Regions from separate parts of the Homo sapiens genome. Here regions 1 and 3 are each linked to region 2. A link is a loop called in an ENCODE intact Hi-C map of the cell type or tissue named here. Cell type or tissue: Panc1. All regions are shown on one strand. Region 1 has its middle 16 kb from the start of GRID1. Region 2 overlaps LOC105378404 (a long non-coding RNA gene). Region 3 overlaps GRID1 (glutamate ionotropic receptor delta type subunit 1).

Region 1 (8,000 bases), 840 kb before region 2:
TGAAAAGTGCATAAAACACAAATATGCCATTCTGTGAATGAAGTAGGTACTATGTAACCACCACCCAGGTTAAAAAAATTAAGGGGATTAACACCTCACACATCTTCCCAGTGCTGCTCTGCAATCATAATCCTTTCCTTCTGCTCTAGATATAACCACCATTCTGGCTACATTGATAGTATTTTATTTTATTTTTATTTTTGAGATAGAGTCTCACTCTGTTTCCCAGGTTGGAGTGTAGTAGCACCATCTTGGCTCACTTCAACCTGTGCCTCCTGAGTTCAAGCGATTCTCTTGCTTCAGCCTCCCAAGTAGCTGGGATTACAGGTGTGTGCCACCATGCCTGGCTAATTTTTTGTATTAATATTTTTAGTAGAGATGGCGTTTTGCCATGTTGCCCAGGCTGGTCTCAAACTCCTGGCCGCAAGTGATTCTCCCACTTCAGCCACTGAAAGTGCTGGGATTACAGGCATAAGCCACCATGCCCAGCTGACACTGATAATATTTAAAAAGTAGTTTTTTACTATCTCAGTGCATTCCTAAATTTGTTTTGGTTGTTATTTCTATTCATTTGAATAGAAGGCCACTAAATACGGTTGTTTTTTGTTTTGTATTGGTTTTGCCTTTTATTCAATGTCATGTTTGTGAATAGCATTCATGTTTTCTATAGTTTTAGCTTGTTCATTTTCATGGCTGCATAGGGGTCCATTGTAGAAACATATTGCAATGATCTATTTACTTACTCCACTAAGATGGAAGTTTGGGTTGTTTGCAGATTCTGCCTTTCACAAACAGTGCTGCTGTGAATGTTCATAGGTCTGTCACATGTGCCCTTGTGCAGGAGTCTCCCTAGGGTAGAGTGGAAATGCTGGGTCAGAGGGCATGTGTATCTGCAGCTTGAATAGGTGATGCCAAACTCTTTCCAAAGTGGATACATAATTTTACACTCCTATATTTTGATGGATGTGTAATGGCATCTCATTCTAGTTTTAATTTGCATTTCTCTAATCACAAATGAATTTTTTCTTTTGAAAAGTGCCTGTTCAAACGTTTTGTCCATTTTTCTATTAGGTTGTTATTCTGATTACGTACTGCTACATAGCCAACCACCCCAAAATTTTGTGACCGGAAAAAGCAGCACTAATTTCTTTTGCTCATGGGTCTTCAGCTTGAGCAGGACTTGTCCTCAGCTGTGATGACTCAATGGCTAGGGGCAGGGCTAGCTGGGGAATGGCTTCGTCACAGTGGGGCAGTCTCAGGTGTGCCCCAGAACAAGCATTGCAAGCACTGGGTGGAAGTGCAGGACTTCTTCTGACTTAGTGTTGAATGTCCCAGATGTGTTTTTTCAGTCAAGCAAGTCACTAAGGCCAGCCCAGATTCAAGGAAAGGGGAATTGGATTCCACCTTTCAATGAGAGGAATAGCAAAGAATTTGTAGTCAACTTTCATCTCCCCTGATTGTAGCTTTTTTTCATATTGATTTGTAGTTCGATATATATTCCCTCTGTTTAGAAGTATTTATTTTGGAGAGTTATTTTTTTATTTATACATTCTCCCATCATGGCTTTGTTTTTGCTCTCTTTATAGCTTTTCCCCCCTTTGTGGCTAATGCTTTTTAAGTCTTGTTTAAGTTTTCCCCTCCCTCAAGGTCATAAGAGCTGTCTAACTTTCTAATCACCTAAAGCTTTCTGAATTTCTCTTTCTATTTAGGTCATTAATCAACCTGGAATTTAATGTATGGTGTGAAGTAGGGATCCAATTTAACTTTTTCCTCATATGGATATGTCAGTGTCATTTATTAAGAAGAACGTCCATTCCTGTCTGCTCTGCAGCACCACTTTGGCCAGATAGCAAATGTTTGTGTATGCAAGAGTCCTTTCTGGGCTCTCTATTCTGTTCCATTCTAATCTTCTATCTTTGAGTCAATACCACACTGTCTGAATTTCTATTTATAATAGATCTTGACATCTAGCAGAATAAGTTCTCCCATCTTGCTTTTCTTTAAAAGTGTCTTGGCTATCTTATTTTTTTATACTTCTCAATACATTTTAGACTCACTTTACAAGTTCCACAAAACATCTTTTGAATTTCTGATTTAAACTGACATCTGTATCATATTTGTTCTTCCAATATTTATTTATAGTGTATCCCTTCATCTATGTAGGTCTTCTTAAAGCTTCTCACTGCACCTTTTTTTGTTCCATAGAATCCACAGGTTTTCAAATATTTTTCCTCCTTCAATCCTTTACAATGTGGTGAATATCACTGATTTTTTAAAATGTTAAGCCAATTTTCATTACTAGAATACATAAAATTTGGTCATGATGGATTATATATTTGTAATATATTTATATTTTATTTACATATCTTTTGATTTGGTTGGCTAATGTTTGATTTAGAATTTTTGCATTTACTTTCATGAAAGTGAGTGGCTTGTGATTTTCATTTCTCTAATGTCTTTGTCAGGTTTTAATATTGCTCTGCTGGCATCATAAAGAAGTTGGGATGGTTCCTCTTTTTCTTTTCCTTTTTTTTTTCTTTTTTTTGAGACGGAGTTTCGCTCTTGTTGCACAGGCTGGAGTGCAATGGCACGATCTTGGCTCACTGCAACCTCTGCCTCCCGGTTCAAGCGATTTTCCTGCCTCAGCCTCCCGAGTAGCTGGGATTACAGGCATGTGCCATCACGCCCGGCTAATTTTGTATTTTTAGTAGAGATGGGGTTTCTCCATGTTGGTCAGGCTGGTCTCCAACTCCTGACCTCAGGTGATCTGCTCGTCTCGGCCTCCCAAAGTGCTGGGATTACAGGCGTGAGCCACCGCGCCCTGCCTGGTTCCTCTTTTTCTGGTCTATGGAAAAGTTTGTGTAACAGTGACATTGTTTCTTCCTTAAATGTTTGGTAGAATTCACCAATGAAACCATCTGGGCTTCAAGGATTTACATTTCTTTAATAATTGTAAGACTGCCCAAGTTATCCATTTCCTCTGGTATAAATTTTGGTAAATTGTATTTTAGAGAGAAATTTATCCATTTCATTTGAATTTTCAAATATATGTTCATACTATTTTCTTATTTTTTGATGTCTGTAGGATCCTTGGTTAACTTCTTTTTCTTACTCTTGCTTAGTTATTTTCATTCTCTCTCTTTCTCTTTTTCTCTCTTCCATTTTGATCAGTCTTGCCAGGATTTTTTAACTTTGTTAATAGTTTCAAAGAAATGACTTTTGACTTTTAAATTTTATTTTGATTTCTCTATTGCATGTATTATCTTTCATATTTTATTAATTTATACTCTCGACTTTTTTATTCTACCTTTTTGGGTTATTTTACGTTTCTTTTTCTAATGTCGGAAATGGACACTTTTTCATTAATTTTCTGCCTTCCTTCAAGACTATAAATCTTCCAAATACATAAAAGGCTACTTAGAGAGAAGCATGAGTTTTGATATGTGACATTTTTGTTATTCTTCTGTTGTAAATATTTTCTTTTTTCTTTTTCTTTCTTTCTTTTTTTTTTTATGAGACGGAGTCTCGCTCTGCCACCCAGGCTGGAGTGCAGTGGCGCGATCTCGGCTCACTGCAAGCTCCGCCTCCTGGGGTTCATGCCATTCTCCTGCCTCAGCCTCCCGAGTAGCTGGGACTACAGGCACCTGCCACCTCGCCCGGCTAATTTTTTTGTATTTTTAGTAGAGACGGGGTTTCACTGTGTTAGCCAGGATGGTCTCGATCTCCTGACCTCGTGATCTGCCCGCCTCGGCCTCCCAAAGTGCTGGGATTACAGGCCTGTTGTAAATATTTTCTAATTTTCATTTATCATGTTCTTTTTGTATACTGAGTTGTTTAGGAATGTATTTCTTAGTTTTATTTTTAATATTAATTACCAAGTTAATTACATTGTTGTCAGAAATCATGTTTAATGGCCGGGTGCAGTGGCTCACCACACGCCTGTAATCCCAGCACTTTGGGAGGCCAAGGCGGGTGGATCACCTGAGGTCAGGAGTTTGAGATCAGCCTAGGCAACACGGTGAAACCCTGTCTCTACTAAAAATACAGAATTAGCCGGGCGTGGTGACACATGCCTGTAATCCCAGCTACTCCGGAGGCTGAGGCAGGAGAATTGCTTGAACCTTGGAGGCGGAGAATGCGGTGAGCTGAGATCGTGCCATTACACTCCACCCTGGGCAACAAAAGTAAATCTCCATCTCACCAAAAAAAAAAAAAAAAAAAAAAGAAAAAAAAAAGAAATCATGTTTAATACTATTTCAATCAAACATTATCTTTTTTTTTTTTTTGAGATAGAGTCTTGCTGTTTTGCCCAGGCTGGAGTGCAGTGGTGTGATCTTGGCTCACTGCAACCTCCGCCTCCTGGATTCAAGTGATTTTCTTGCTTCAGCCTCCTAAGTAGCTGAGATTACAGGCATGCACCATCATGGTGGGTTAATTTTTGTATTTTTAGTAGAGATGGGGTTTTGCCATATTGGCCAGGCTAGTCTTGAACTCCTGACCTCAGGTAATCCGCCCGTCTCGGCCTCCTAAAGTGCTGGGATTAAAAGCATGAGCCACCGCACCCGGCCTAAACATTATCTTTTTGTAAATGTTCATGTATGCTTGAAAAGAAACTGTAGTCTGCTCTTGTTGAGTGCAGCATTCTATATGTGTCCACTAGATCAAATATGTTAATAATATTTTACAGATGGTTTATTTCTTCCCTGAATTGTGACGGCTTTTTACTGCTTTTCTTGTCTATACTGAGAGACTTGTGCTAAATTCTCTCACTGTGATGTTGGATTTGTCTTTCTTTTTGTAGATATATAATTTTGGACTTTATATATTTTGTGACTATGTTGTTAAATGCATACAAGTATAACATTTTTATGTCTCCCTTGTAAATGAAATATTTTATCATCACATAATAATCCTCTTTATCTCTAATAATACTTTTTTGCCTTAAAGTCTACTTTGTCTGATATTGCTATAGCCACAGTAGCTCTTTTTTGGTTAATGCTCACATGGCACATTATCCTTATTCCTTTTACTCTCAATATTTCTTTATTTTTATATCCTAAATGTGACTTTTGTCACATCTAGATTTTCACAAAAAATCCAATTTACTAACATTTGCAATTTGACTAAAGCATTCAATTCTCTTACATTTAATATACTTATTAATGTATTTTTGTTTTTAAAATATCACTTTATTTTGGGCTTTCTGTTCTGTTTCTCTTTCTTGCTTTCTTGGGCTCAACTGTATTTTCTTGGACTTCACTGTACTTTATCATACACTTTTCCATCCAAAGTTATTGTCTCCTTTTTTGTGTATGTGTTTTCCTTCAAAATTAAAATCTGCATACTTAATTTACCAAAGTTTACAGTTAATGAATACTTTTGCCATATTCCCCAGACAATCCCTGTATTGTCTTATATTTTAGTTCTTATTTTTTTGTATGCCATAGGCATCACTGTTCTAGACAGTGTTCATTTATATTCACCCATGCATTTAAATGCTCATTGCTTTTCACTCTTTCCTGTGCATAGGTCCTTCCATCTGGGATCACTTTCCTTCTGCCTGAAATAGCTCCTTGAGCATTTCCTTTAGTGAACGTCTGCTTCTAATTGAACTCTCAGAGTTTTTGTTTGCCTGAAAAATCTTTATTTCATCCTAATTCTTGAAAGACATTTTTTTCCTTAGTGTGGAGTTCTAGGGTAGAAACATTCTTTCAGCTCATTGAAGCTACCACTCCACTATCTTCCGCCTTGTTATGTGTGTACTGTTGTTGAGAAGTCAGCTGTCAGTTTAAGAAATCTGTTTTTTCTTCTCTAGCTGCTTTTACAATTTTTCTCTGTATCTTTGGTTTTCTGCTGTTTCACTATGATGGATCCAGGTGTGAATTTCCTATTGACCAGGAGTTCTAAAGTCACGTGGGTGGATTTCAGCAGTTGGGGAGGGCTGGGAGGTAGGATCAGACAAGGAGATGCCTACAGCTTGTAGGGGATTGATCTGGGATGCCACATCATTAAGCCTCAGTTGTGTGCTCTGTAAAAGAGGGTTGATGATATTTACTTTGCATCTCCGTCTTCATTCAGTAAGCATTGATTGAGAACCCACTAGGTGCTAGACCCTTTCCTGGGTAATGGGAACACAAGATGAGTCTCAGCTTTTGCGACTCTTCCAGCTAGAAGGGGAGGCAGGTGTGAGAACAGACATATATGATGGTGGGTGCTGCAGCCACAGGTGGCCCAAGGATGGGTCACTTCCACATGGGGTTGGGGGTGTAGGTAATAAAGACTTCCTGGTTCATGGAGTTTCAACTTCATCTTAAAAGCCACATACATTTCTAGGGGGCCATCCACGAAAGAAGGCATTCCTAGGAGAGGGAACAGCAAGGGCTGAGAGGTGGGAAACAGCGTGGCTCATTAGTGTTACCGAATTGTTTTACACTTTGGGGTTGGGAGCCCTTTGGAGGGCTTCTGTTCTAGCCAGTAATCTTTTTGTTGCCAGTGACCATAACACATGGCAGAAACTCACACTGCAAAGGCAGAGAGGGCAGGGGAACAGCCACCACCTCTTGCCTGTGCTTCTCTGGTTCCTTCCACCCATCAGGGATCATGTCTGCCCACCTAGCCTGACTTCACATCTTACATACCCATCACCTATAGGGCCGGATTCTCTTTATTCTAGTTAAAGCATTCTGGAGGAGGGTGCTGATTGGCTAGTTTGGAGTAGGTGGCCATCTTCAGACCAATCAGACATAGTCAGGGCCTGGGTCTTCTACGACCTCGGTCATTCCTGCTACAGCCCCGTGTTGTTTTGATGGCGCAGCTCTCAGGGCAGGGGGCATTGCCTGGGGCCGGTCCTGCAGAAATTCACTACAGCCTAAGTGCTGTGGAACTTGACCATTGTTCTGCAGACAGAGGGCCTAGCAAAGGGTTTGTGTGATTTTATATTATTTTTATTTTTAATTGTGATAAAATACACATAATATAGCATTTACCATCTTAACCATTTTTAAGCATACAGTTCAGTGGCATTAGGTACATTCACATTGTTGTGCAACCCTCACCACCATCCATCTCCTGAACTTTTTCATCTTCCCAAACTGAAACTCTGTCCCCATTAAACAACTCCCCATTCTCATCTTCCCTCAGACCCTGGCAACCACCATTCTACTTTCTGTCTCTGTGAATATGACTACTCTAGGTACCTCCTATGAGAGAATCATACAGTATTTGTCTTTTCTTTTCTTCTTTTTAGATGACGTCTCACTCTGTTACCCGGGTTAGAGTGCAGTGGTATGATCTTGGCTCACTGCAATCTCTGCCTTCAAGGCTCAAGCCATCCTCCTGTCTCAGCCTCCCGAGAAGCTGGGACCACAGGTGTGTGTAACCACGCTCGGCTAATTTTTTTGTATTTTTTGTTGAGATGGGGTTTTGCCATGTTGCCCAGGTTGGTCTCAAACTCCTGAGCTCAAACAATCCACCTGCCTTGGCCTCCCAAAGTGCTGGGATACAGACATGAGCCACTGAGCCTGGCCAGTATTTGTCTTTTTGTGATGCGCTTATTTCATTTAGCATAATGTCCTCAAGGTTCGTCTATGTTGGAACATGTGTCAAAATGTCCTTCCTTTTTAAGGATGAATAATATTCCATTGCATGGATGGACCACAGTTTATCCATCATTTGTTGATGAACGCCTGGGTTTCTTCCACCCTTTAGCTATTGTGAATAACATTGCTATAAATATGGGTGTACAAATATCTCTTTGAGGACCTGTTTTCAATTCTTTTGGATATATACCCATAGTGGAATTGCTCGATCATGTAAAAGAAAATACAATTTCAGAATCCTCTAAATTTATTATACCAAGGGGGAAGGCTCATTCATGTAACTTGTTTGCAATCCTGCTTCTTAGATTATAGATTAAGGCCGGGCATGGTGGAGCACGCCTGTAATCCCAGCACTTTGAAAGGCCGAGGTGGGTGGATCACTTGAGTTCAGGAGTTCGAGAC
Region 2 (8,000 bases):
CTTTGTTATTTTAGACATTTTTTACTTGTATGCATTTATGGGGTACAAGTGTAATTTTGTTACATGGATAGATTAGTGGTGAAGTCGGGGCTTTTAGTGTATCCATCACCTGAATAACATATATTGTACCCATTAAGTTATTTCTTATTGTCCATGTCCTCCTAGTTCCTCACTTTTCTAAGTCTCAATTTTCTATCATTCCACACCCTGTGCCCATGTGTACGCATTATTTAGCTCCCAGTTAGAAGTGAGAACATGTGGTATTTGTCTTTCTGTTACTGACTTGTTTTACTTAATGGCCTCCAGTTCTATTCATATTGCTGCAAAAAGATATAATTTCATTCTTTTTATGGATGAATAGTATTCCATTGTATATACATACAACAGTTTCTTTATCCAATCATCCTTTAATGGATACTTAAGTTGATTCCATATCTTTGCTATTGTGAATAGTGCTAGAATAAACATAGGTGCAGATACCTTTTTGATATAATGATTGCTTTTCCTTTGGGTAGATACCTAATGATGAGATGGCTGGATCAAATGGTAGTTCTATTTTTTGTTCTTTGAGGAGTCTCCATACTGTTTGCTAAAGTGGCTGTACTAAATTACATTCCCACCAACAGTGTATAAGCACTCCCTTTCTCTGCATGCTCTCCAACATCTGTTATTTGTTTTTGATCTTTGTTCTTTGGGATTTTCTATACAGACAAGCATGTCCCCGTGAATAAAGACAGTTTTATTTATTCATGTCTAATTTATTTCTAAAAAATAATTTCTGTTTCTTGCCTATTGCATTGGCTAAAAGTTCCAGTACTATGTTGAATAGGGATAGTGAGAAAGGATTCCTTGTTTTTCCTAATCTGAAGAAGAAAACATTCACACTTTCATTATTAAGTATGATAGTAGCTGTAGATTTTGTTTGTAGATACCTTTTATCAAATTGAGGAAGTTCCTTTCGGTTCCTGGTTTGCAAAGAATTTTTATCATAAATGAATGCTCAATTTTGTCAAATTATTTTTCTTCATCAATTGATCTGATAATGTATTTTTTCTTCTTCGAACTCTAAATGTGATGGATCACATTGATTGCTATTCGAACATTGAACCAAGTCATATTTTACTGGGATGAATTCCATTTGATCATGGTGGATTATCATTGTCATTATGATGATTTTTATGTAGCTTCATTAAATTTAATAATATTTTGTTGACAATTCTTGCATCTTTTAATGCAAGATATTGGTCTGTAGTTTTCATTTTTTTCTACTGTCCTGCTTTAGTTTTGGTACAGAGTGATGCAGGCTTCATGAAATTATGTAGACAAAATTTTTATTCTATTATTTGAAAGACATTTTCGACACCTGATGTTATTTTTTAAAATATTTGATATAACTACACTGGGAAATCATCAGAGATTGGAATTTCTTTTTCAGGAGACTCTTGAGCTACAAATTCGAATTATTTAATATATGTAAGAAGATTTGTCTATTTCATCTTGTCTGAATTTGTAGTTTACAGTTTTTGAGGAATTGTATCATTTCAGATAAATTATTGAAGAGAGTGCATAGAGTTGAGCTGGCTATTCACTCTCTATTCTTCTTACATGTATGTCATTTTTAGTGAGAGCACCTCTTTCATTTTTACTGTTGGTAATTTATATATTTTCTCTTTTTTTAACAATCTTGATATTTATCCATTTCATTTATTATTTCAAAGAACCAGCTTTTACTTTCATTGATACTTAATATTTGTTGTCTGAATTAAACAAAAAATTTTTTACTCTTATCTTTTATCTTTACTCTTATCTTTACTCTTTTCTTCTTTAAACTTGCTTTGAATTTATTTTGCTCTGTTTCTTATTTTTTAAGTTAGAAGCATAGAATATTGATTTAAGAACTTTCTTCTTTCCTAATTAATAAATGCATTTATTGCTGTGAATTTCAGTCTAATCACTTCCTTAACTGTACACAACATCTTTGATCTATTTGTGCTTTTATTTTCTTTAAGTTCTATTTTTTTTCTAATTTATCTTGGAACTTTCTCTTTGACTCACAGATTATTTTAAAGTGGGGTAGGTAATATGCAGATGTTTGCTGATTTTTCAGTCATCTTTCTATTATTGATGTCTAGTTTAATTCCATGAAAGTCTGAGAACATTGTAGAGTTTAATTATTTTAAACTTCATAAAGTTTTTTAAATGATTCAGGTTATGGAGTATCCTGGTAAATGTACCATGTGGACTTAAAAAGAATGGGTATTCTGCTGTCATTGAGTGTAGTGTTCTGTAAACATCAATTATATGCAATTGGTTGATAGTTTTATTCAATTCTTCAATGTCCTTGCTGACTATCTGCCTTCTAGTTCTCTATATTACTAAGTGATATATTGAAATCTCCTAATATAATCACAAATGTTTGTATTTGTCCTTTAATTTCTGTCAGTTTTGCATATTTAAGCTCTGTTGTTAAATACACATGCATGTAGGATTGTTATTGTTATTTCATATGCAAGGACTCCCTGTAATTTTCTCTGCTCTGAACTATCCTTTTCTCATATTAGTATAGCCAATCAGGCTTTTGTGGGTTAATGTTTGCATGGGACATAATTGTCTATCCTTTTTCTTTTCATTTACCTATTTTGTTATCTTTGAAGTGAGTTTATTGTAGACAGCGTATAGTTGAGTAATTTTTAAAAATCCATTCTGAAAATTTCTCTTAATTGCTGTGTTTAAGATTATTATTAACAGATTTGTATTTAACTCTACTATTTCATTGTCTGCTTTCTGTCACTTCTATTTGTCATTTGTTTCTCCTTTTTTGTTTTCATTGAGTGACATTTAAGTTTCTTTTATTCTGTTTTAATTGATCTATTATGGTTTTTACTTCATCTGTTTATTACTGGCTGCTCTTATAATTAAAATATATACACTTTCTTTTTTTGTAAACTTCTAAGAATTTTAGTACATTATATAGAAAACTTAACATCACATAGGTCCCCTTACCTTCCTTCCTTTACGTTATAGTTTTCATATTACAACAACTTACATTAAAAACGTTATCAGATGAATGTTATAATTTTTGCTTCAAACATGTAATAAATTTTAAAAACTAGAGAAGAGGAAAATAGCCTATTATATTTATGAAGATTCTCCTTTATTTCTAAAATTCCAATGACATGCATTTTAATCTTTTATTATTGTCACACAGATCTCTGGGGCTCTCTTCATTTTTTCCCTCTCTGTTTTTGCTAATAGGCCCATCCAGTGAGTTTTACATTTTGGTTACTATACTTCTCAGTTCTAAAATTTCTATTTGATTCTTCTTTTTATATGTTATTTATTTGTTGACCTTCCGTTTTTCCATTTTTTTCAAGAGTGTTTACTATTGCTTCTCAGGCCCTTCGAATAATAGATGCTCTGCAGTCTTTATCAGGTAATTCCAACATCTGTGTCATCTTGACATTTGTGACTGTTAATTGTCTTTTCTCATGCAAACTGAAAGTTTCTTGTGGTTTTTTTTTTTCCCATGGCAAGTAATTTTGGCTTAATTCCTGGATATTTTGAATATTATGTTTTGTACTCTGGTTCTTATCTAAATTCTATGGCAAATGTTGATATGGTTCTCTTAGTGGCAAGGCAACCTGAATAAGTTCAGACTACAAGTTTCAACTTGCCTTCTGTGGGCTGTGAATTCAATCTCAGTTCACTGCTCAGTGCCTCACAGTGCTATTCAGATTTTGCCCACATGTGTGCCACCCTGTGGTGGATTTGAGACTTGGTCAATGATCTCGTTATTAGTTCTGTCCTCTAAATCTTTATATGCTCAGTAGAATCAGATCCACGCATGTGCAGACTGAAAGTGAACCCAGGATTTCTTAAACTACTTTATGGGGGATGTCTTCTTGGTGTCCTCCCTTTTCACAGTCTCTCAGGTAAAGTATATCCAGTGGCTTTTTACAGACTCCAAAGGGTCCCTAGCACTCCTCTTTTTGGTCCTCCAGAGAAAGTGTTGTGACTTTATTTTTTCTGCCCTGCCATGCACTTCCATGACTACATTTTGTCTGGGGTCAAGTGGAAGGATGATATATGAGGAAAAAGGCAATGGTAGCTCTCTCTACACTCCTGGGTTCCCAACCCCACTGAATAGCGAGGCTTCTGCCACTACTGCTGTGATATTACTTGGAGGATAAACAACAGCAACACAACATTGACAACAGAGGATTTCCACATTCCTTTTGAGATTTCAGAGTTCCTTTCTCACCTCCTGGAGCCAGAATGGGAGAGTTTTTCCTGGAGGCCTCTCTGTTTGTGCCAATGACCACCTCTTGGTTTCAGTTTGAATTGCATTCAGCCTAGAGGATAACATAGGGAAAAAATGCATAAACTCACCACCATGTGGTGATGCTTTGAATTCTGGTCTTCTTTCCAACCCATTTGCTACTATTTGCTTTTCATTGTCCTAAAATATCTCCTCCATATATTCTCTCCTGATTGTGTAGTCACAGCAATGGGAAAGACAACAAAAACATAGTTACTCCAAAGGACACAGAACTGGAATATATCCATTAGGGTTTTTTTTTTTTTTTTTTTTTGCATTTTTTTCAAATTTTTATTTTGAACTAATTTAAGACTCACAGAAGTTGCAAAAATAATACTGGAGGTTCCTGTGTGTACTTTCCCTAGCTTTCCCCAATGACAACATCTTATATACAAGAGTAACATTTTCAAAACCAGAAAATCGGTAGTGTTACAACACTATTAATTAAACCATAGGAATTATTTGACTTTTATCAGCTTTTGTTGGTGGTGGTGATGTTGATGATGATATGCAGTACTGTGGAATTTCACATGTATAAATTTCTGTTGACACCACCACAATCAAGATATAGAACTCTTCCAGCACTACAAAAAAACTCCCTCATGCTGCTATATCTGTATAATCACACTCTTCCTCTGATTCTAACCCCTGGTAACCATTGATCTGTTCTCCATTATTGTAACTTTTTCATTTCAAGGTTGCTCTATAAATGGAATTATACAGTATAGCCATTAGTTTTTAACAGAATCCGATCTTTGGCACCTTGTGTTTTATTGCTATTAAACATTCAGACATCAGCAATATTCCTTCAATGGGACAAGGACTGTAAAACACTGTACCTCAAGTCCCTCTGACCAGTACAGGAGCTGAAAAAAGAGTTATTGTAGTATAGGATATATTTATTGACTAGGTTCTGTTAAAGGATCACATACCTCATTATTGTTCATTTCTGAGAGCCCAACTGCTGGCCTGTTGGAGTCAGAGAAAAACTAGCTTTCACTGGACTCATGGCTTCAGGTCACAAACTATGACGAGGAGACCACGCTTGTCTCCTCTCTTCCCCTGTCCCCCTGTGCCACCTCCATGAGTGTGAGGTCAGGAGAACAGTGTGCTGGCAGACCACAGTGGAGCTGTTCAGAAAAAGGCACATTTAAACACACCTATTATCTCCATGCCTTTGTCAACAAAATATTTCAATTTCTGATGAATCTCTCTGTGTTCCTAGATTCATTTTAGGTCCAGCAAAACATATTGTTTCTTTGTTTGCTTTTCTATTTGCTCATGGTTATTACTTCCCCCTGAATGGTTCATTATAGCAGCAGTCATAGAATGATCATCTTGGAGTATATTATTATTTATTATGTATCGAGTGCCATAAAGGCTCATAAAGCTTTCCAGGTGCCTATAAGGATACCAGCCATTGGCTGCAGAGCACACAGCTGCGCTTAGGCACTTACTAGAGAGATGCAGCAGGAGATCTGAAGATGAAGCAGGCAGTTCCGGGGAGCAATTGATTCCTTCCAGCTTCCCCCTAGCAGAGGACGTGGTTGCAGAGCTCAGGAAGCTCCATGCTGTAAGGACACAGAAGAGGAAGTGAACAGAGAATGCACTCTTAATGTGGGTTTCATAGGCGAAGGTGGTGGTGCCTATAATAGTAGGAGAGGGAGCAAGACTCCTTTAGTTATAAAAATACAACTCTGATTCTCATATATTCTGAATGAGATTCTGTAGTCTCATTCAGAGAGGATAGGGAATGAAAGCAGGAAGGCAAAGATCACTTACATTTATTATCTATGTGCCAGCACTGATTTGGGCATTGGAATAGAGAGGACTGGAACCCATGGTGTGTTACAAAAAACAGACAAAAGATGAATAAATAAATATATAATGTAATGTTTCAGAAGGAGACTGAAGTTGGGTAAGGAGATCAAGCATAAAAGATGGTTATTTTTGATAAACCAGGGAAGCATGTTCTGAGACATGTCCTTTGAGCAGAGACCTTAATGAACTGAGGGAATGAACCATGTAAATATCTGGAGAAGGGCTTTGAGTAAGAAGGAACAGCACATGCAAAGGCCCTGGTTATGCTTACTCTTGGCAAGTGAAGTGGCAGTGATCCATTAGTGGGACTGAAGCCCAGGAGACAAAGCGGGGGTGGGGGGTGGGTGCTAAAGATGAGGTTGGAACATCAGCCATGGGCAGACCATGTAGACTGTGGGGAAAAGGGTGAATTTGTTCTCTGGGTGATAGCAAGTCATTGAAGGGTTGAAATGGGGAAACTGCATTAATCTGTTCATGATTTTAAAAGTTTACATTAGGTGTTGTGCTAATGTGTGGAGAATAAACAGGGATAGGTGAGCATAAGAATGAGTCTGTGTGTCCATGACGAGCACTTGCCAGGCTGACATACCCATTACATTTTATTCCTATGAAATTCTACCAATGCAGTAGATAGGTAACAATAATCTCCATGTGACGGAATAGTCTGTGACTCAGCAACTGCTGTAGTTTACTCTTGCAATAAACAGGAAGCAGGCACTTGAACCCAGGGGTGGTTCAGTTCTGATCTCTCCTTTTATCCCAGAAACAGCTTGGCTGCGGATACCTTGCTTTTGAGAGCCAGGAAGGGTCATTGCCCCTGCATTCTTGTCTCTATCCATTCTGTTTCCTCCTTGGGCAATGGAGACCAGATGTGTTTGTCTCACCCTCATGATTAAAGTTTAGATCCCATATATCCCTCCACATTTCCATTTGCCAGTGCCCTCCCAGGTGGCATCAGAAAACACACTGCCGTGATCAAGTGAGTATGACCCTTGGTGAACACTCTCCTCCCCATCTGGGATTGCCACTTCCCTTGTTTAAAACACCAGACACAGGCAGAGATTCTCTTCTTAACTCTCCAGTACTATCTTCCCAAGAAGTGCGATTTCCCTAGGTTTGCTCACCATTAGAGCCCAAATTCTGAAATTAGCTGGTATTGTCTGTCAGCAAAATGGTAACTAATATGAAATCCATTAGAAAATTATGATATTTGAGAGGCCGAGATGGGCAGATCACCTGAGGTCAGTAGTTCAGGACCAGCCCAGACAACATGGTGAAACCCCGTCTCTAATAAAAATACAAAAATTAGCCAGGCATGGTGGCACATGCCTGTAGTCCCAGCTACTTGGGAGGCTGAGGCAGCAGAATGGTTTGAAACTGGGAGGCAGAGGTTGCAGTGCGCTGAGATCGTGCCATTGCACTCCAGCTTGGGCAACAAAGCAAGACCCCATCTCAAAAAAAAGAAAAGAAAATTATGATGATCTCTAACCAAATCCTTGCAGTTCACACAAGGGGGCAAGGAAAGGTATGTTTTTGTAATTTTTCAGCTCGAGAAGAATGGGGAGGAAGCTACCACCTTGTGAAATTCTTTCAGGATTGTATCATCTCCGTGATTCTTCCTATTGTAGCGGAGAAAAAAATAAACACTTTCCCCTTTTCCTCTACTCTCTTGGGTTTAGTGGTTGGGGTATGCAAATTAAGCTGACAAAAGACAAATTAACAGGAGAAAAAACATACAAATATTATTGATGTTAATATTTTTACAAGTATAGGGTTTTACAAAAACAGCAAAACAGCAACAAGCAAGGAAAACCCAAAGTATTGGGTAGAATTGTAAAGTTATATACCATTTAAACAAAAG
Region 3 (8,000 bases), 580 kb before region 2:
TGTCCATCTAGCATAGGCCCTAGTGTGCAGATGAGCTTCCTGGGTGGAAGCAGATGGTGGCAGTTCTGCAGGTGACCTGGGGCCATGTGCCTTCTCACTCTTACTTTGCTTCAACATTGTTCAACTTTGGGGTGAACATGGTAAAGAGGGGGATGTGGAGCAGAGGGAGGGATGAAGACAGGCTTTATTTATCAAGTTCACCATATTCAGACCCTGAAACTCACCGAATCTTCTCAACAATGCTGGAAGAGAAGGGCTAGGATGGAGCTTTGAGCCTGTGGGGATTTTGGGGTTTGCTCATGGTCTAAAAGATGAAAAATGACAGAGCTGGGCTATGAATGCTGAACACCCTGACTCAAAGCCCAGCTTTTTTCTACTATGTGCTGTTGGGAGAGGAGGCTTGTTGCCATTGACAGATCAAGGGAGAGCCCATTTTTCTCCTGGAGTGTGACACAGAGCAGACTAGGTGAACATTGCCACGGAGTAGCAGGTAGCATGAGGAGGGGGACTGGACACCTCTGAATGCTCATATGGAGATGGGGACAACCCCCAGTCCTCTCTCGGCCAACACATCTGCAGAGAGCCTGAGGGGATGGATTGGCTGCCTCTGTGTCTCCATGGTCAACTAGAAGAGCAGTTTCTACAACCTCCCAGGCACCCGAGAGTCTGAGGACATTTTATATAGGCTTTCTGTCTACAGGGCAGGGAAGGGCAGAGTCCAGGCAGACCCAGCCCCTTTCTTGCCCCGCTTTCTCACCATGTGGCTTTCTGAGCTCTGGTTCCTCATCTGCTCAATGGAGTCAATACTTGATTCACAACGTTCTTCTAAGTACAGGGTATTTTGGGGTGTAGGCTTTCCTTTTTCCTTTCTCACAGTGCTTGACATGGGTATGGGTACCCAGAACATGCCCAGTGACTGATGTGTGAGTGGGGAGATCGATGAGTCTCAGAAAATGTAAAGATATGGGCATGAAGGGCGTTGAGAAAAGTGAAAAAATCTTCTGTGACCCTGGGCAAGGTCAACATTCTGAAGTTTGGGATGTGCTAGTGCTTGACATCAGGGATTGGGCTGGTGACCTGCTGCTAGGTCGGTGGACCTAGGAGAGAAGTGGCAAGGTTGGTGGGCCGTTACCAGGCGTGTGTATGCTTCACCTCCCTGTTGCCTGCTGTGCAGGGCGTGGTATGGCCTCTCCCTCTCCCCAGTGCATTACTCACATATCTGCACTATCACCAAAGTATGCTGTGAGCAGTGTCAGGGGGAAAGCAATGTACAGGGTTGTGGTCCACAGTTCGAGTCATGGAGCCTGGGGGAAAGGAGCTGCTGTAGGAGACAAGTGTGAAGGTAGGGGAGAAAAGAACTGGAGGGAGGTAGATCATCACAGGAAAAGCACACATGAATTCCCCCAACCCCATCCAAGAAGCCCTGGGTACATGGGCACAGGGAGGGCAGATGGAGGGTTTCCTACCCCAGGGAGATGCAGGACTTGAACCACTTCGATTTAAATAAGAAAAGGCAGGGCAGAGCACCCAAGGATGTCCCTCTCCTCCCACACCCATTCTGCCCATTCTCCTCTCACAGAGGAAACCTGAGGCTTTCAGATGCTCAGCTGGGGCCACGATGATGCTTTTCTTTCCAGGGCTGGGGCTGCTGGTGGCACAGAGGAAGGGGCATTGTCCTTGGAGCAAATGGACACAGAATCAGAGCCCAACTCTTCTATCAGTGCCATCTTTTTGAGGCTATTTACTGGTCATAAGCTGGAGTATTAACACCTTCCCAGAGGGTTGCCATGGGAATTAAATGAGGGAATGCTCTTGAGAGGGCCTGGTGCAGGGGTGGTGCTCTGCAAATCGTAGTTTCATTATTGTGCCTGTGGATGGTGTTTGGCTGAGATTGTAGAACCAATCTGGGGCTGTTGGGGTCAAACATTGGGAGGTATCAGTGGCTCAGAGATGGGGAGCTGTGGCCAGCCTGGCAGAAGGATAGCTCCTACTCACTCTGTGTCAGGAAGCATAGCTCACAGAGCCAAGTGAGGAAAGCCAGATGTGGGGTGCACCTCGGGTGGTAAGGAGGGGCTAGGAAAAAGTGACAAAGTGCTCACGATCTCCAGCCAGCCCAGCTGGGGTTGAGAACCAGCTTGTGGTCCAGCACTCAGCTGGAGAGGATGTTAGAGTCCAAGAGAGAGCGGGAGAAGAGGAGGGCTAAGTGCTGCCTGGGCTCCAGATGCTGGCTAGGCACTTTCGGATCTTTTTCAGGAGCAGGGTGAGAGTTCACAGGGCACCTCCCATCTGGGCTGTTATTGGAGCACATGAGCAGGAGCAGCTACTAGTGGCTTCTCAGGAGTGCTAGTTACTGGGCTGATAGAAGGAGGGACAGCCGCGGGTGCTTTCTGCCTGCAGAGTTACTCTTCAGATGAGAAGGCATCTCTCAGCAGCCTGTCGGTGGCCAGTACGCCACTAAGATAGAATGGGCTCCATCCCTGGACCTCTTACACTGGGTGCTTTGGGGGAGAAAGACATGGTCTCTGCCCCTGAAGCACCGCCAGACTACACTAGAGAGAGAAAACATACACTCAGGAAGAACAGCGACTACTCAGTTGGAGACTGCCCTGTGCCTAGCGAAGCAGGGTGGGAAGGGGGCCGCATAGCTGCCCCTTCTCTCTGCCCTATAATGATCAAATGGGACCATCCCATCCAGGCTACCACATGAACTACTCTTGGATAATTCTGTAACTTGGAGCTTGTTAAGACAATCAAAGGGTCAGAGAAGAATGGCTAAAGCCACCCTTTGGCGTGACAGCCAGGTCATAAATCCAAATGCCTATGGCATCCAGGCAGGGATATTAAGGCAGACAGCAGGTGGGCTGTAAGAACTGAGAGTATTGCAGCTGCAGGCACCTGGGGGAAACATCCTTCTCTGAAGAGGACTGTCAGGCTCTGCCAAGATTCCCCTGAGAAGGCCTGGTGTGGTCACTATTTCTTGTGTCTCAAGAGGAGCCAGAAATTTGGACTTCCTGTGAAATCTCTTAGTTTTTAAATGTTTGTAGCTAATTACAAAAATTCTGAACTCTTTGTTGGCCAACTCTGCCTGTGGCAGGGCTGATAAGGCTTGCAGGCTGCCAAGTGGTAATGTCTGATTTATTGCATATATACTGTCAACTTAAGCTCATTAACTATGAGAATAGTGTGAAGCGAGCCCTGTTCTCCTTTCCCAGTTCTTTCTTGCTGAGGATAGGCAGTCATTCTTAGCACAGTGGTCCTAGGAGTTCCTATTTCTTTTCTTTTTCTTTTTTTTGTTTTTGAGACGGAGTCTCACTCTGTCGCCCAGGCTGGAGTGCAGAGGCACGATCTCAGCTCGCTGCAACCTCTGCCCCTCCAGGTTTAAGCAATTCTCTGCCTCAGCCTCTGGAGTAGCTGGGATTACAGGCGCGTGCCACCACGCCTGGCTAATTTTTTGTATTTTTAGTAGAGACGGGGTTTCGCTATCTTGGCCAGGCTGATCTTGAACTGCCGACCTCATGATCCACCCGCCTTGGCCTCCCAAAGTGCTGGGATTACAGGCGTGAGCCACCACGCCCGGCCGAGTTCCTGTTTCTTTCCTTGGCTCCTCAAGGTACCACCCCTGTTTTCTGTGATTCCAACATCCTTCTTACTTTTGTTGGTGGGTGTGACCTGCCTTAGGGGTCTCCCTCATGCAGTTGACCCTTGAACAATGTGGAGATTAGGGGAACCAACCCCCCATGCAGTCAAAAATCTGTGTATAACTTTTGACTCCCCCAAAACTTAACTCCTAAAGCTTACTGTTGGCCAGAAGCCTTACCGATAACATAAACATTTGATCAACACAAATTTTGTATGTTATAGGTATTATATACTATATTCTTACGGTAAAGTAGAGAAAATGGAATTAAGAAAATCATAGGAAGAGAAAATATATTTACTACTCATTAAGTGGAAGCGGCTCATCATAGAGGTCTTCGTCCTTGTTATCTTCATGTTGAGTAGGCTGAGGAAGAGGCGGAAGGGTTGGTCTTGCTGTCTCATGGGTGGCCGAGGCGGGAGAGATGGAGGAGGGATAAGGGGAGGAAGGAGAGGCAGTCACATTCAGTGAAACATTGATTGAAAAAAATCCACAGGTAAGTGGAGCCTCACAGTTCCAATCTGTGTTGTTCAAGAGTCAACTGTAGTTGCCAGAAGCTCATGTTCTTTTTATCCACCATTGCTCAAATTCTACTCTAAATGTGAACTGAGCTCTTTAACCATTACAGGCACTTTTGGTCTTTCCTGTGTGAAGGCCAGCTCTTTAGATGGGTGGTGATCATTGGTATTGGTTTGCTCTACCTAGCAGTACTCCACAAGGCTGCTGCTGGTTGTTAACTATCCTGGGACTGGCAGCTTTCAGTTCGTGGGTCTTATAGCTTTTTCCTTTCTGCATTTGGGGCACACTGACTCTGCCGGTTCACTCTCTGTGCTGAGGTGGGGAGGGTTTCGGCCTGCCTGACCGTTAGCATGAGAAGTAGCTTCCTATTTAGGGCCTGAGTGGCAAAGCCTTGCCCATTGGCAGTCACGTGGAAGCCATGGTGCTTTTATGTTCGACTGCCAGATTGTCTTCCTCCAGTCCTTGCTGTGGGTGCAGCACGTCCAGGGAGCCTGTCCATGCCAGTGCTCAGGCATTACTGCATTGGGCTGTGGCCTCAATTTTCATGTTTTTCTAAAACCATGTCTCACTTGCAGGGAGGGACCAACCTCATCTTATGATTGCTCCCTGAAGTTCACTGAAAGGGCTATGCAGAGTAGATGCTCAGCAAGTCACTGGCTGTATCAGCCAGGCCCGGAGGGAACTGCCCAGTTCCCCATATCACACCCAGGGGCTCTCCAGAGCCTGGGACTAAGGTTTCCATAAGCTCCCGCCCTGGCTCTGTCCAGTTCCCTGTATGACTATAGGGCACTGTCTTGCCTTTCTGGGTTTCATTTGTCTGTCTTGAAATGGATTCGATATTAATTGGGCAGTGAATATGGACTAGGCTCTGTTCTAGACCCTGAGAATATAAAGGGACTGAGACAAACAAGGTCCTTGTCTTCAAGAGCTGACATCTTAGTGGAGGTGGTGGTCAGACACTAAACAAATAAATGAGTAAACCAAAAGTCATGTGGGTAGTGACAACCCCCATGAAGAAAAATACAGTAAGGTAAGAAGAGAGTGGTTTCGTGGGGGCACCACTGTAGAGCAGTGGTTAGGGACAATGATGCCAAGAAGTAGGCGTTTATTGAGAGACTGGAAGGATGTGATGGAGCCCCCAAAACAAGATCTGCTGCAGAGAGATTGTGGCATCTGGAATGTCATGTGGTCCTGAGGCTGGAATGAGCTCAGCACATTGGAGCATCACTGAGGAGGAGGATGTACCTGGTGCCAGGTGAGCCAGGGGGAGAGTGGTGGCAGGTGACATTGGGGAGGTGTCCAAGATCAAAGCACTGGGGGCTTTCAGGCCTTTGTCAGATTTTGGGTTTGGTTTCAGTTGAATAGGAAGTCACTGGAGGTTTGTGAGCAGGTGAGCAGCATGATCTGGAAAGGGACCAGGGTTAAGGTGTTGTCTCTGCCACTCTCTGACTCCATGGGAAGCAGCTCAGGGACACAGAAATCCTAAGGGAATTGTACTCTATAGTTGTCAGCTGACAGGGAGCCTGGGAGCTGAGAATGGCTACCCTGGGGAGGTGCTCCCTCTGTTTCCCTGCTTGCCTGGGCCACGAGGCCTGGATGGGTAGCTCCCTGCCTGGCAGCCTCATTCTGGGCTCCCTGCACTCAGGCCGCCTGCATGGGCCCTTGGTGTGGGAAGCCACGCTGGCTCCTGCTTTGTGCCTCACAGAGCAAGTTCGCAGGGGTGAGCTCAGCCTCATGGCAGCCACCGTGGCAGCTTCCTGTGAGGAGCAAGCAATCAGCCTAAAGAGCTTTGCACATTATTAATGTGTGTGCACATGGGCCTGCCTTGCTGCTCCAAGGACTCTCCTTGTGGAAGGGCTGAGAGAGGACGTGCCCCTTTTCAGTGCATCTTTCCTCTTTCTTTCAGCAGGGAATTCGGAGAAGCAGCAAAAGCAACAGCAATAACAAACCCCAACCACACAAACCTTCCGCTCATCACCTAATGAGAATCAGGCAGGGCTGCTACCAAGCCCAGTGCAGGGCCTCGCCTCCCCAGGGCTGCGATTTGTTTGCCCTTGTGCCAATAGGTAAACAAATCAGGGATGCCAGTGTGTGGACATGTGTGGGTGTGGGGGTGGGTGCAGAGTTTGCATGTGTTCCACCTTTGTCTGCCTGTTTCCACACTGGCCTTTGAAACTGTGTGATGCCCCTACCTCCACCATAAAGGACTCACTGACATTGTGGGAGATAGTGATATGGGACATCCCACACCACATCCCATTCTTTGTTGCTCCCAACTGCTTCCCCTCCACTCTCAGCATCACCGGTAGGTTCCAGGCTATGGCCCTCTGCCCTCTGTTCCCTAGGTTTGGATTGTAGCTTTGCCTTTAGGACAAGGTGGTCTTGAGTAGGTCCCCCTTCTCCTCCTGTGACCCAGTAGACTCCAATCCTCCCCACCGTTCATTCCAGATCCCCCGGGGCACTGGCAGTGTTGGGGCGGAGTAGTCAGGCCTGGCATTGCACGGAACCAAAATCATGACATGACTTGATTCAAAACTCAAGCAGTTGCCTGGTTCATCCTCAAAGCTGGGCACCTTTCAGAGCCTTTGCAATGATGCTTGGGTCCCTTGGTTCTGCTGCCATGGCTCTGAAGTCCTGTGTCCCTGGACTCTGGACTTGAGCACTGCCCAGGCCTGCACGGCAGGGCACTAAGCTGCAGAAAGTGGGGCCCAACAGTTCCAACTGGGCTCCCCCCTTGTCTCCACCCCTCCCTCATGTGTGCTCACACGTCAGGGGTGGCCCTCAGGGTCAGTCCCATCAGAGGTAGCAGCTGTGGTCCAGGCATACTGGGAGACTTCAGAGGCCAGTTAAAAGGTGAGGAAAAAATAAATTTATCTGTGAAATGGGGAACACTATTTGCACATTTAATTCAGTGACCAATTTAAAAAATCATGACTGTTTCTTTCTATGAGGGGCAGTGTCCTTTCAAATCTGGCTACTTTTAGCTTCCAAAGGAAGATAGGTAAAGGGAAGTTGTATAAGTTATCCAGGCACCCAGTGGAGCTCCAGTGCCAGGGAGAGGCTGAGCAGGAATTCCAGCTCCAGGGCTGCTCATTCCTCTTCCAGCTGTTGGGTATTTCTTCCTACGCATAAGGGGCCATGCCCAGGATGGCCGTCAGCCCCTGGAAATGCAAAGCAAGCACATCCCTGGCTCATTAATTGCTCTAAGTGAATGTGCAGGGAATGATCCTGCTTCTCCGACAGGGTCAGACAGAGGGACCTTGTCCCTGGCTCAGCATGTGGTACCTGTCCTCAGGGTAGGGAGCGGGGAACAGTTGGGGCCAGCAGAAAGAGCAGGGTTTTGGGAGTTACTCAGCTCTGCTTACTCTCTGAACCTGTGTCTACTGGTAAAATAAAGAAGCTAGTGCCTGCTTACTCCCAAGGCTGTGGTAAAGTTTAAAGGACGTAATGTGTGGGGAAGTGCCTGGCTTGGAGTAGGTTAGTAAATGACTGCATTTGTCTCCCTTCTATGGCACAGGTTGCCCTTAGGTCTGTCACTCTGTCCACAGCCAGGCTGTTGTCACTGCTCCCATTTCTCAGATACAGAGACTGAGGCCCTGCAGGGTTGTATTTGGGGCCCGGGGGTATCCAGTGGAACGTTTCTAAAGCAATCAAGGTAAGGAGCAGGCTTGAGGGGAGAGATGTCAGAGCAGGTAAGAGCATATCTAGCCTTTGGAGTTGTTTGTTTGGTGTTAGAATCCAAGCACTGCCCTTATGGCTGGTGGCTGTGGGCAAGTTATAAAACTTCTCCAAACCTTTGTTTTCTTATATCTAAAGTAGGGATAGTGGCAGGACTACATCATAA

The links. Hi-C counts contacts between places; a loop is a spot of excess contacts. Peaks named below come from ENCODE experiments on the same cell type or tissue, not always from the same donor. Only the 100,000 strongest peaks of a DNase experiment are listed, where the experiment ranks them.
Region 1: it touches region 2 in a loop (7-fold over the local background); 55 of 110 quality-filtered maps call a loop at or near these places.
Region 3: it touches region 2 in a loop (2.5-fold over the local background); 4 of 110 quality-filtered maps call a loop at or near these places.

The regions. Positions count from the first base shown.
Region 1 is chr10:86,379,280-86,387,279 of GRCh38, reverse strand. No RefSeq gene overlaps it. Among named protein-coding and RNA genes, the nearest start is that of GRID1, 16 kb to the right of the region's middle. In Panc1, no CTCF peak of the experiment used is centred here; no DNase peak of the experiment used is centred here; H3K27me3 peaks cover 2,039 bases.
Region 2 is chr10:85,543,984-85,551,983 of GRCh38, reverse strand. The region is part of intron 4 of LOC105378404 (a long non-coding RNA gene); the gene reads left to right. Among named protein-coding and RNA genes, the nearest start is that of GRID1-AS1, 30 kb to the left of the region's middle. In Panc1, CTCF peaks have their summits at 3,562 and 3,765 (motif pointing left); a DNase peak (open chromatin) is centred at 3,733; H3K27ac peaks cover 3,140 bases.
Region 3 is chr10:86,121,753-86,129,752 of GRCh38, reverse strand. The region is part of intron 4 of GRID1 (glutamate ionotropic receptor delta type subunit 1); the gene reads left to right. Among named protein-coding and RNA genes, the nearest start is that of MIR346, 140 kb to the left of the region's middle. In Panc1, no CTCF peak of the experiment used is centred here; no DNase peak of the experiment used is centred here.